Regions from separate parts of the Mus musculus genome. Here region 2 is linked to region 1. A link is a loop called in an ENCODE intact Hi-C map of the cell type or tissue named here. Cell type or tissue: left cerebral cortex. All regions are shown on one strand. Links, peaks and the distances in the headings refer to the core of each region. The heading gives the core; the rest is flanking DNA.

Region 1 (5,369 bases), core at 123-5,122:
AAGTCTGAAACAAATAAAGACTAGAATCAAAACCTAAGGCGGTAAGATGGAAAGGCTAAATACCCAACTGACACATGCTGGTAACACTGTTGCTTTTTCTCTCCCTGCTTAGGAACAGAGTATCTGCTACCCTGCAGCCCAGTCCTCTGACAACCAAAACCACTGAGCTAACTCAGCTCATCTCCAGTCTGGCAACATTGTATTTCTGTATACTGTATTTCCAAATAGTTATTGTGTCCCCAGTAGCAGAAAGTGTAAGTGAAGGTTAATCAAGAAACAAAACAAGCAAATGCCTTTAATCCCAGCACTTGGGAGGCAGAGGCAGGTGGATTTCTGAGTTTGAGGCCAGCCTGGTCTACAGAGTGAGTTCCAGGACAGCCAGGGCTATAGAGAAACCCTGTCTCTGAAAAACCAAAAAAACCCAGGTAGCAGCAGCCAGACTCTAATTCTGCACCTCTGAAAGAGCACCCTACCTACAGTACCCCCGCACCTGGGAAGGCTGAGGAAAGATTACATTAACCCGGGAGTTATAACCAGACTGAAACACGAGTGTGCTCACCAAAACCTTCCTGTAGTTACCTGATGCCAAATCAGTTCCACAAGAGAACTTTCCATAACATGAATTAATATATTTTACCTGTCTATTTCATTTTGTACTTCATCAATATGTTCAATTGCTTCTTGCTGTTCTTTTTCTGCAAAACAAGAAAGGGGACATAAGACTCAACACTAATTACAAGCTCCTCTTCCTGATCCCAGGATGGGAACTGCAACAGTGAAGCTCACCACAAAGCATGCTCCCCACGTGTTCGAGCACGCAGTTGAGAATTACTTTCTCATTACCCTACCATTCACAAATTAAGGCATCTACTCCGCTACTCGGAAAAATGCTTCACTCCTGGATTACTTTTCAAAGAGTTTCGTTCGTTACAAAGGTGCAATCATTGGCCTTCATTATTAAAGGTGAATGAGAGGCTTCACCTCATTCAAGAATTTTTCATGTTTATTACTAATATTATACAATTGTAAGAGAAAGGGTGCCAGTGCCAGCTGCCACTTAGTGTGGAAACTAGTCCATGGCCATAAAACAAATTAGGATACTATCAACTGTTATAACTGCTTTAAAAAAATTTAAAGTGCTCTCAATTTGTTATGATTATCAATATACACCGACAAAGACCAGTTAGTCACCAAACTTCCCGGAGTCGTCTTCTCAGACTTAGAATGTAAACCTGACCTTACTCCTTCAACCCATTCTTGATGAGATTGGTCATCATATACGGCCGTGCAGTATTTCAGGACACTTCGTGGGAAAACCCTACTCAAAAACTTGGAGCCATAAAAAGGAGAGGGGGTGTGCTCCTATTTCGTGCCCTTTTGTCCGAGGGTTGTGAAGGCTTTTACAAAGCCAAGTGGGCGTGAAGGGGCCCGATCGCGCGTCTCATTTCCGGTAACCAGCCCGGGCTCTGCAGCTGTCCTGGGCTCGAAACGACCCTCCAGGCGAGGGCTAGGCGTCCTAAAGGCCCCTGAAGCCCCTGCATCATACGGCCTCGGGGCCAGATTCCTCGCACCCCCGGCGCGCCCGAGTGTGGCTGCCCCACGTGGGGTGCGCAACCCGCGCAGCCTGGAGCATCCTCCCGCCGGCTCCGCGCCCCTACCCCGCCCCAAACCCCGGTTCCCGGTTCCGCGGTAGCGCCGGCTCAGGGCGGGAAGCAGGGCGGCACTAGAGGCCCGGCCGCAAGGCTGCGTCCGGCCGCACCATGTGGCGGCGGTGGCGGCTGATGGGAGCGAGGCATCATGGCGGAGCACAATAAAGAGAGGCTTCTCGGGAGGGAGGGAGGGGGAGGAGAGCGCGGGCGGGGGGAAGGGGGGGTCTCCGCCCGCCGCGCAGGCCGCAGCGCCCCCGCCTCGGCCGCACCGCTCACCGCCACGGCGCCACCCCGGCCCCCCGGTCCCGGGCCGCACACAAAAAAGGCGCCGGCTCTCCGGCCCCCGCGCGCCCCCCGCAGCCCCGCGGTCCGGGCCGAAAGATGGCGGCGCGGCCGGGCCCCCGCCGCGCCCGGTCCTCACCTGAGGTCTCGTCGGCCCCGTCGTGATTGGAGTTGAGCTCCTTTTTACTGGCTTTGGCCGTCGGCGCAGACATGGTGCCCTCCGCGATCGGGGCGGGGAGCGGGGAGGGGGAGCGAAGGGACGGCCAAGGGGGCGGCCAGCGGCTTCCCCTCACGCCACACGCGCGGCGCCCGCTCGCTCCGGCCGCCTCCTCCCGGCGCTCACTTGCCTGCCCTCCCCCTGGCTGCCTGGCACTGCCCGCGGGGCCTGACGCGGAGGCAGGCCCGGGCGCGTTGTGGCGAGCCCCCGGCCGGGGCTCTCGCTGAAGGCGGGGAGGCGGCGGCGGCTCGGCTGGGCTCCTCGACTCGCGCCCCGCGCTCCGGCTCGCTTCTGGATTGCCCTGAGCCGCCTCCTCCTCCTCCTCCACCTCCTCCACCACCACCTCCTCCTCTTCCCGGCGAGGGGCAGGCCGCAGAGCGCAGGCGCGCCGGGCCTGCGCAAGTCCCGCCCCCGGCCGGAGAGGCTCGCGCCGTACAGCGATTGGCCGCGGCCGCGGGGCAGGGGGCGGGGCCGTGGCGGGTGGCGGCGGCGGCGGTGGGGACACTGGGGCCTGGACGAGAGGCGGGAGGAAGCGGCTCAGCGACGCATGGTCCTGCCCCCGCGCGGTGCTCCCCTCCCCCGCTCTCCCCTTCTCCAGCCGACCCGGGACATTTGCGCGCCGCGCGGTGACTTGAGAGGCGGGGCCTCCGTTCCCCAATACTCCATCACGTGGTGGCTCAGTGGCTTCCCTTAGCGGGGCGGCTGGGGGCTCTGGAGAGGGGGCGCGCGCAGCCCCTCAAAAGTACAGGCCTTAGGAGTACCCTGGCTACAATCAGGCGCCTGAGTTCTGCACCCGGGCACCTTCATTTTTTTCTAGATGGAGAAGCTGGGGACTCAAACTCTAGGCTGCTGTGCAGAGCCACACGCAAGCAGTTCCTCTATCCAGTTTACACGCGGGACCGGGTTTATGCATGGGCCAATTCAAGCCTCTGCCCTCGGTTCTGAATTTTTAAAAATCTGTTACATATTCACACTCAAAAGAACCACAGGAAAGTTCTCTGACTGTAGGAAGGACCTTTCTGCCACAGGTCCTTCTGCTCAACTTCGTACAGGTGTCCTGATCTCAGTGGTGAGGGAAGCACATTTTTGGTGATGACAAATGGGGAAATGTTTAAAAGTCAAAGGCTAAAACAGTAAAACAAACAAACAAACAAACAAAAACAGCTTTAGATTATTAAAAAGTCCTTAAGCACTATGTCGGAGGGATTTAATGGTTAAACACTGTTTTTCAGGACTTGAAAAGATAGTTCTCTGTCTACCTGGATCCCAACACGTGGTCCTGGAAATCCAGAAAGCTCTCTACCTGGTTCCTCTACCACTAGAGCTTGAACTATCCATACTCTCAGTATTCCCGTTTTATTATCAGCTCTTATACATAAAGCAATGTGGCTTTAAGTCAAGTCATTCATGGTGGGTAGACAATAAATGTAAAATACATCATATATATATATATATATATATATATATATATATATATATATATATATATATATATATACAGTCCATGGTGAGAGAATACAAATGTGCTCCTCCAAGTTTCCATCTCAACTCCAGGAAATTCAGCTAGGCCTTCCTGGTGGTGCACCTTATGCTCAAGTCGGTGAATTAATTGCACTCATCTGTTGCAATTGGTAAGCTTAAATCTGGCGACAACCTCTAAGGACCTCTAACCCACACAGCTCCCAAGCCTAGAGACCTCCAACACAGGCAACTGTGGACAGGCTTCTTAAAGAGGGAACGGTCTGACAAAAAGGAGAGCTATAAACTGTGACTAACATTTGCTAAAACTCAGGTGATGCCTTCACCAGGAATGATTCCTGATAGCCCTGTGAGGTCCTGGCACACAGTAGCAAAGAAATTCCACAAACAAAACAAGGACTTAGGCTGAGGCAGAGGCTAGCCTGGGCTACAGTGTCTAAGTGTCTAAAAGTAAAAGGGCTAGAGCATTAGCCCTTAGCACTCCCATACCAAATCACTACCCTAGGCTCCTGCTGCATTTGGCTGTATTTTCCTGTAACCCTCATAAGATACAAAGTAACTTTTACAGATAATCTTAGGGTTAAAAAACAGGGCTTGGATCCTAAGAGGCAAGTTCCCTATCACTCAGCCACGACCCCTGCCTCAAACTCTTCCAAAACAAGATACTAAGTATATTTTACAGATAAACTAAACTGGGTTAAGTAATGGGAATGGATCCCCAGGTCTAGTGCCTGATAAACTGTCATCTGCCAGGCAGCCCCACCGGCAACTCAACTTTACAAGAGAAGGAACCAACATAAACCAGTTATTTTCTTTTTCTGGGGGTTGGGAGGTGGGGAGTGGAACTAGAAAAGGATGGCCTTGAACTTCTGCTCTTCACTCCCCAAACCCCTAATGTCTTAAATGTGGCTTAAGAGACAAGAGCTGACATCAAGTCTTGGCGCACACCCACGGGGGGGGTGGGGGGTGGGGGAAACAAACCAACCCACCAAGAATGTCTGTTTCTTTCTCTTTGTATTACACAAACAATTTAAAAATTACTTTTTACCCAGAAGAGTGTTTTGTCTGTAGTATTTAACTGTGCTATGTGCAAAGGCCAGAAGAGGATCCTCCTGGAGCCGAAGCTGGGAGCCACCACTGCAGTACTAGAAACTAAATCCAGGTCCCTGGCAAGGCCAATGTGCTCTTAAGCACTGAACCACCACTTCTCCAATCTCTTTCCTTTTTTTACCTACAAGCCTAGATAGACTGACTTAATGGGCCACTCCCAGGTAGAAAGAAGCTTGCTCTGAAAACTGAAGTTTTTTTCAACCACAACGTCTGGTCCAAGGGTTGGTGCCTGTGACCACAGCATAAATCTACAGAAGACCCACGGGGCCTTCCTCTGATTGGGCCCTGAACTTCAAGATGAATACAAGGAGCATACTAAGGGAAATCAAAGCAGAAGGGGGGGGGGGGCGCTGGGCATGGGTGCACCCAGGAAGCCACCAAGCATTGCACTCTCCATACCAGTGTGGAGAGGCTGGCTACAGTGCCTGGCAGGTCAACCTGTGTCCACTGGGCACATTTAGGAGGACTATGGTGGCACCCTCCCATCTCTCCCGGTTTAACTATTTCTGCCAACAGACTAAATGTGTAACACCAAAAAGGTTCGCTCACACTTTGCTTATAACAAAAGGGAAAAGATTAACCCCCATCTCAACTGCAATTTATTTACCCTTAAGTCTCAGCAAGCAGTGAGA
Region 2 (5,369 bases), core at 155-5,154, 57 kb before region 1:
AGCTTAGAATGACAGAGATGCAAAGAGCCCACACTGATTTCAACTGTGAACGTTCTGGACAGGAGACCAGAAGGAAACAATTTACTGAGGGACTGGGTAAGGAGAGAAGGTAGATGAAAAGTCTGGATGCCCTGATTGTGAGACTGCAGAAGGAACGAAGGGATTTGTGTTCGGAGGCTATGGTAGAAATCAAGAGAAGAAATGGTGATGGGGCCAGTGAGATGGCCCAGCATGTAAGGGTGCTTGGTACAAGCATGGTGAGGACTGAATTTGATCCCTGAAACCAACGTGGCTGGTGTAGAGAACCCTCTCCAGCCAACAGTGCTCTGATCTCCTGCACATGTGCATATGCATGCACACATATAAATAAATGGGAAAAAAATCTTAAAATGAAAAGGAAGTATAGACCAGAGAGCTTGTTCGGTTCCTACGTTTGTGGGGCTTACAACTACCTGTAACTTCAGCTTCATGGGCTCCGGGGCTATTGTCCTCAGCAGGCAGCTGCCGTCACGTGCATAAGCACATATACACTTATGTACATAATTAAAATAATATTTTTGAAAGATAAAATGATGGACAGTAGGGCACTATTGGAGGAAGAGAGAAACAACTGTTAAGAGATCCTTGGTGACTAGAAGAAAACGCAGTGGCCAAGAACAGCCTCACTCCTGCTATCTGACAGCTCCTGGGTGAATGGCCCTTTTCGTGAAGGAAAGAAGGAGGAGCACATTTTGAGGGGCAATGTGGTGGCTGCTTAGAGACCGCCCAAAAGACGTCGGGTTGGGCACCGGGTGAGTCAGCACTAACTAGGTAAGATGGAGTCAATCCTGTCCTGAACCTGCTCCTGCGAGTTAGCCCCTCGCTAGAAGGAACCCTGGAAGCTAACGTGGAGACTGGGGCCTCAGCTTGGGCAGGAGCAGCCCAGAGAACCCGGAACCTTCAGCCGCCTCCGCCCACGTTCGCGGCGGGACAAGACGAGAGAACCCCTCCTCTGCTGCTAAGGGGCGGCCCGGAAGTGACGCTTTGTTGACAGCACACCCGCAGCCACAGGCTCTCCAAGCCTTCGGAACAGGATCGGGGGGAGGGGCTGGGCCCGGAGCCAAGCAGCCGGCGGCCCGAGGGCAAGGGAACGGCCTCCGTCCGGGGCTCCGGTCGCAGCATTCCCGCCCTGCCCCGCCCCGCCCCGCCGACCCGGACCCGGACCGGATCCGACCTCCTGCGGCGCTTTGGCCGCCGATTCCCCCGGGCCGCAGCCTCCGCTTGTAAGCCTGCGAAGCATCCTGTCTCCCCGTTGAGGGCCGCCCCCTCCTAGGGTACGTCCTAAATGCCGAGCCAAGAGACGTACCTGCATCCTTTTCTTCACCCTGTCTCAGGGTCTAAGCATTGTCGCTGCGACTCCTTGCAGAGGTCCACCACAGGCTAGTGGTGGGATGGCGCTCGTCGCCTGCCACCCAGGTCTGAGGATTTTGCCTTGAAAATTGAGCTCTCTCTAGAATGAGAACGACGCTCGCCCTTGCAAAATGGGGGCTCAACGTAGGGCTTAGGAGGCCAGCCTCTGCCCCTCCTACCTGTTGGATGAGTTTAGGTCTTCTCCCAACCCCCGAAGCCGTGCTACTTAAAAGCTTAGGGATGGCTTGGCTCCTGGATCAGCTCCCAAAATGCGATGCCAAGGTACAAGATAGTGCAACAGGGTCGGAAAAGAGCGGGTGGGCTTGCTGAAGATCAATGGCTCCCATAGGTGAGGTGAAACTAAAACTGACCGCTCTGGCTAGCTCTGGGTAGATTTAGCTGCTCTTTAACCAGTCAAAGCTTCCCCGGGTTTGCTTGTGCCTTGTGTGTATGACAGAGACGGGAGGGGGAGCAGAGGGTTGGGGGTAGTGGTGCCTAATGCCTGGGAAAAGCTAACTCAATGATGTTTCTGACAGAATGGTTCTCTACAGGCTTCAAGTTAGAGTGACCGGTGGAGATAGCATTGAAAGGGGGGTCACAGAAGCTATGCTTTGACCAAGAGGTTCTTGTTAGGTATGAAGGGTCGATGTGCTTTGCCTTATTCAGTAAATAAACGTACAACATGTTTGATAGTAATAGGTGTCACGAAGCAGAGACTGGGACCTCTGTATAGAATGGTCAGGGAAGGTCTCTAATGAGGTTTCTGTCTGAGCAGAGATGAGTGAGGTAGAAAGTCATTACAGCTTTCTGGGGGCTCAGCATTCAGCAGCAGGCGCAAAGATCCTGTGGTGGCAAGAGAACCCGCTTGGGTCTGAATGAAGGAGGCAGAGTGGGTGGCAAGGAAATCAAGTGAGAAGAAATAACCGCAGGGAACATATTAGGGACTGGCTTGTGATGCAGGGTTGATTTGTAATTTTTGAAATGTTGGAGAAGAATCAATTGTCTGAGGTGACAAATGACCAATGTACTTCAGCCCTGTGTTTTAAGTGCCCTCTTGCTGTCTGTACTGAACATCCATGGCAGAAATTAAAAGAGATTTCTGCGGGAAAGTCATGTCACATTACTGTTTCCTCGTAGTTAGAATGTGAGCAGGTGACCTTCTGCCTCGGTCTTTCCATCTGTAGAATAGGACTGCTAAGCTACAGGGTGCATGTGTGGCAGTGTGGTACATGACAGGAGGGATCCACCCACGACACAGTCCTGCAGCCCTTCTTTCTAGCATCAGCTGGAGGCATCACCAGCTCTGTCTGACTCCCCTGGCTCATAGGATTTGTAGGAATACTGGGGGAAGCTAAGTAGAACTTTATGACACCATTCACTGGTAAAAGTAATGGTCTGTTCTTCGGGGTATCTGTGACCTTGGCCTTGATTGTTTGTTGTGTTTGTTTAGACAAGTTCTCACTCTGTAGTGAGACTGGCAACGGCCTGTGGAATCCAGACTGAGCTTGAACTCAGCAGTTCTCCTCAGCATCCCAAAGGCTAGGACTGCAAACAGGAGCCACCAACTCCAGCTGGTGGCCATACATACATACATACATACATACATACATTTATTTATTCATTTATTTATTTAGAGGCAGTTTCATGTAGACAAGGCTGGCTTCAATCTTGCTATGTGGTCTTGAATTCATAGAGCTTGATCTGCAACTGCCTCCTGATACAGTTCCATCAGATTATATGTGTGTACCACCATGCCTGACCCAAAAAGGACTTTTAAAATCAAGCCCTGAATATCCCCATTCTGTAACATAATATAAGCAAAACGATGTCTTCCAGACAGATTGGAAAAGAACTGTGTTGGACCTATCTGTGGCACTGAGTGTGTGATCGAACTTCAGGTAGAGGCTGTGAATTCTGAAGGCCCCTGGCACAGGCTGAAAATCTGCAGCCTTTGAGGAGAACAACTCCAGATCTTCTCAGCCCTTGAACCTGACTACATCATCAGGCCTGTGCTATTGGCTGAGCAGGGCCAGAGGATTTGAAAATGCAAGGCCAAGGGTCAGAGGCTATGGCTGAGTGATAGAACACTTGCCTAGGGTCCATAAACCCCTGGGGCCCACCCCATGCACCACAAAATTAAGTAACATGTAAATGTGTAAAGTCAGTGATTAGAAGACAGGAGCCTCAACGGCAGAGAAAGCTTCTCTGACCAGAACCCCAGACTAGCACTGTGGTGAGCCAGGGCCTAGCACAGTTCTGCTGCCAGCTTATTGTATATAGTTACGTGAATCTGTTGCTCCTTCTGAACCTCGGTTTTCCCTGCTTTACGCAGAGAATGGTGTCCTCCTGCCCCTGCTGACCCTGGAGAGAGCGGTAGGATGAAACCAGACACTGGTCAGAGAAGAGTTTATCCTTCACTCATGCTCGCAGTGGTGAAGAACACTTGCTGTTACCGTTCATGCCACTGGGTTCGTACAGGGGCATCTAGGGCCCACATGCTCAGGGCCCACTTTGCCTCCAGGTGTTCGTTTGTGTTTAACAGTTACTTAGGGAAGTACCACAGCACATTTGTGGAGGCCCGAGGACAATTTATAAGAGTTGTTCTCTTTCCACCATGAGGGGCCCGAGGCTGAATGCAGGCTTTCAGTCTCGGCAGCACTAACCACTGAAGCATCTTACGGTCTTGCCTTTGGTGGGTGTGTTTCGTTAGCCTCACTGCTGCAGTTCTTGATTCCAGGAATGTGAGCTCAGAAACCACTATGGAGTCAGCTCTTTGGGGACCAACATCAAACCTGGTTCATTCACTAGAGCTGGGTTTCTGGCTTCAGAAGTGAGCAAAGTCCTGGGGATATGGCTCAGACTGTAAGCATGCTTGCAAACACGAGGACCCAAGTTCAATCCCCGGCACCCATATACAGAAGCCATCTGCTGACATGCACTGGTAATCCCAGAGATGGAGAGACAAACGGGAGGATCCCAGCTAGCCCAACATGTGCTCTTTAATATACAATGGAGGTCCTGTGACTTGTGCACGGTCCCTACTTTTAGGAAGCTTCTAGCCCTGGTCCATGGTGCCCATAGAATCATTACCAGAAAACCAGATCATCTGTGGTCAGTGCTCAAGGATGCTTGGAGTTGTAAGGAGGTTCTGATGGCAGAGAAGAGAAAATGAGGCTTGCCCAAGTCGCTGTAGGCGGCACCTCCGAGAACAGACCTGGAAAGCTGGAAAGCCCAGGTCTGACCTACTGAGTGGAGAGCGCATATCTATGTACTGTGCAGACTGCTTGGCACACAGCCTCAGATGCCACACCTGCAGGCTGTAGATCGATCCCTGCCTCCTGGGAGGATGAAGGGAGCCAGTGGGTATCCAGGGCTGAGCAGTGTAGGCACTAGGAAGTTTGACTACACAAGCAGAACCCAAGCAGCCTGCCCCAGTGTTCTGTCCTTCCTCAGTGTGTGTGCATTGTTACTTTGTCAGGAGAGATACCAGCAGCATGCTGGGCATGTGCAGTCTTCCCCCATTCTGTGTCTTCCTAGCAGTGACCTGCAGGCATCGACTCTGTAGATGTCTTTCTCTAACCTCACTTGCACCTCTGTCCCCGAGAGTCCCCTGACACTTGTCTGGACTATCGACACAGCAGCGTTCTGTCCCTAATCTCCAGCCTGGGACCTATTCCTTCCTGGAAGACATTCAACCTCTATAAAGAGGGTTCCCAGAGCTCATGGGTTAACATTTCACAGGATGGGCACTGCTCCAAGGTTTGGATCCTCTGGCTCCCCAGAGTCTCTCTTCCTAGGTGTCAAGATGTTGCTGTGGTCCCTTGCTTCCTCCTCTGAACATTGGTTACTCTCTTATTCATTTATCATTTTATTTTTATTTTGTGGTTTTTTTTGAGACAGGGTTTCTTTGTGTAACAGCCCTGGATGCCCTGAAACCCTCTGTAGACCAGGTTGGCCTCAGACTCAGAGGGACCCACCTG

What was found. Hi-C counts contacts between places; a loop is a spot of excess contacts. Peaks named below come from ENCODE experiments on the same cell type or tissue, not always from the same donor. Only the 100,000 strongest peaks of a DNase experiment are listed, where the experiment ranks them.
Region 2: a loop joins it to region 1, with 2.8 times the contacts of the local background. A loop is called at or near these places in 4 of 42 quality-filtered maps.

What each region holds. Positions count from the first base shown.
Region 1 is chr2:30,063,595-30,068,963 of GRCm38, reverse strand. It overlaps Set (SET nuclear oncogene), which reads right to left and starts at 2,490. Exons shown (of 8, transcript NM_001204875.1): 1 at 2,071-2,490; 2 at 638-695; 3 at 1-4. The coding sequence starts at 2,143. In left cerebral cortex, for the core only: no CTCF peak of the experiment used is centred there; DNase peaks (open chromatin) are centred at 1,758 and 2,620; H3K4me3 peaks cover 2,678 bases; H3K27ac peaks cover 1,642 bases.
Region 2 is chr2:30,120,220-30,125,588 of GRCm38, reverse strand. Zer1 (zyg-11 related, cell cycle regulator) reads left to right here and starts at 978. Exons shown (of 16, transcript NM_001290503.1): 1 at 978-1,313. In left cerebral cortex, for the core only: no CTCF peak of the experiment used is centred there; DNase peaks (open chromatin) are centred at 1,814, 2,245, 2,610, 5,050 and 1 more place; H3K4me3 peaks cover 2,662 bases; H3K27ac peaks cover 4,200 bases.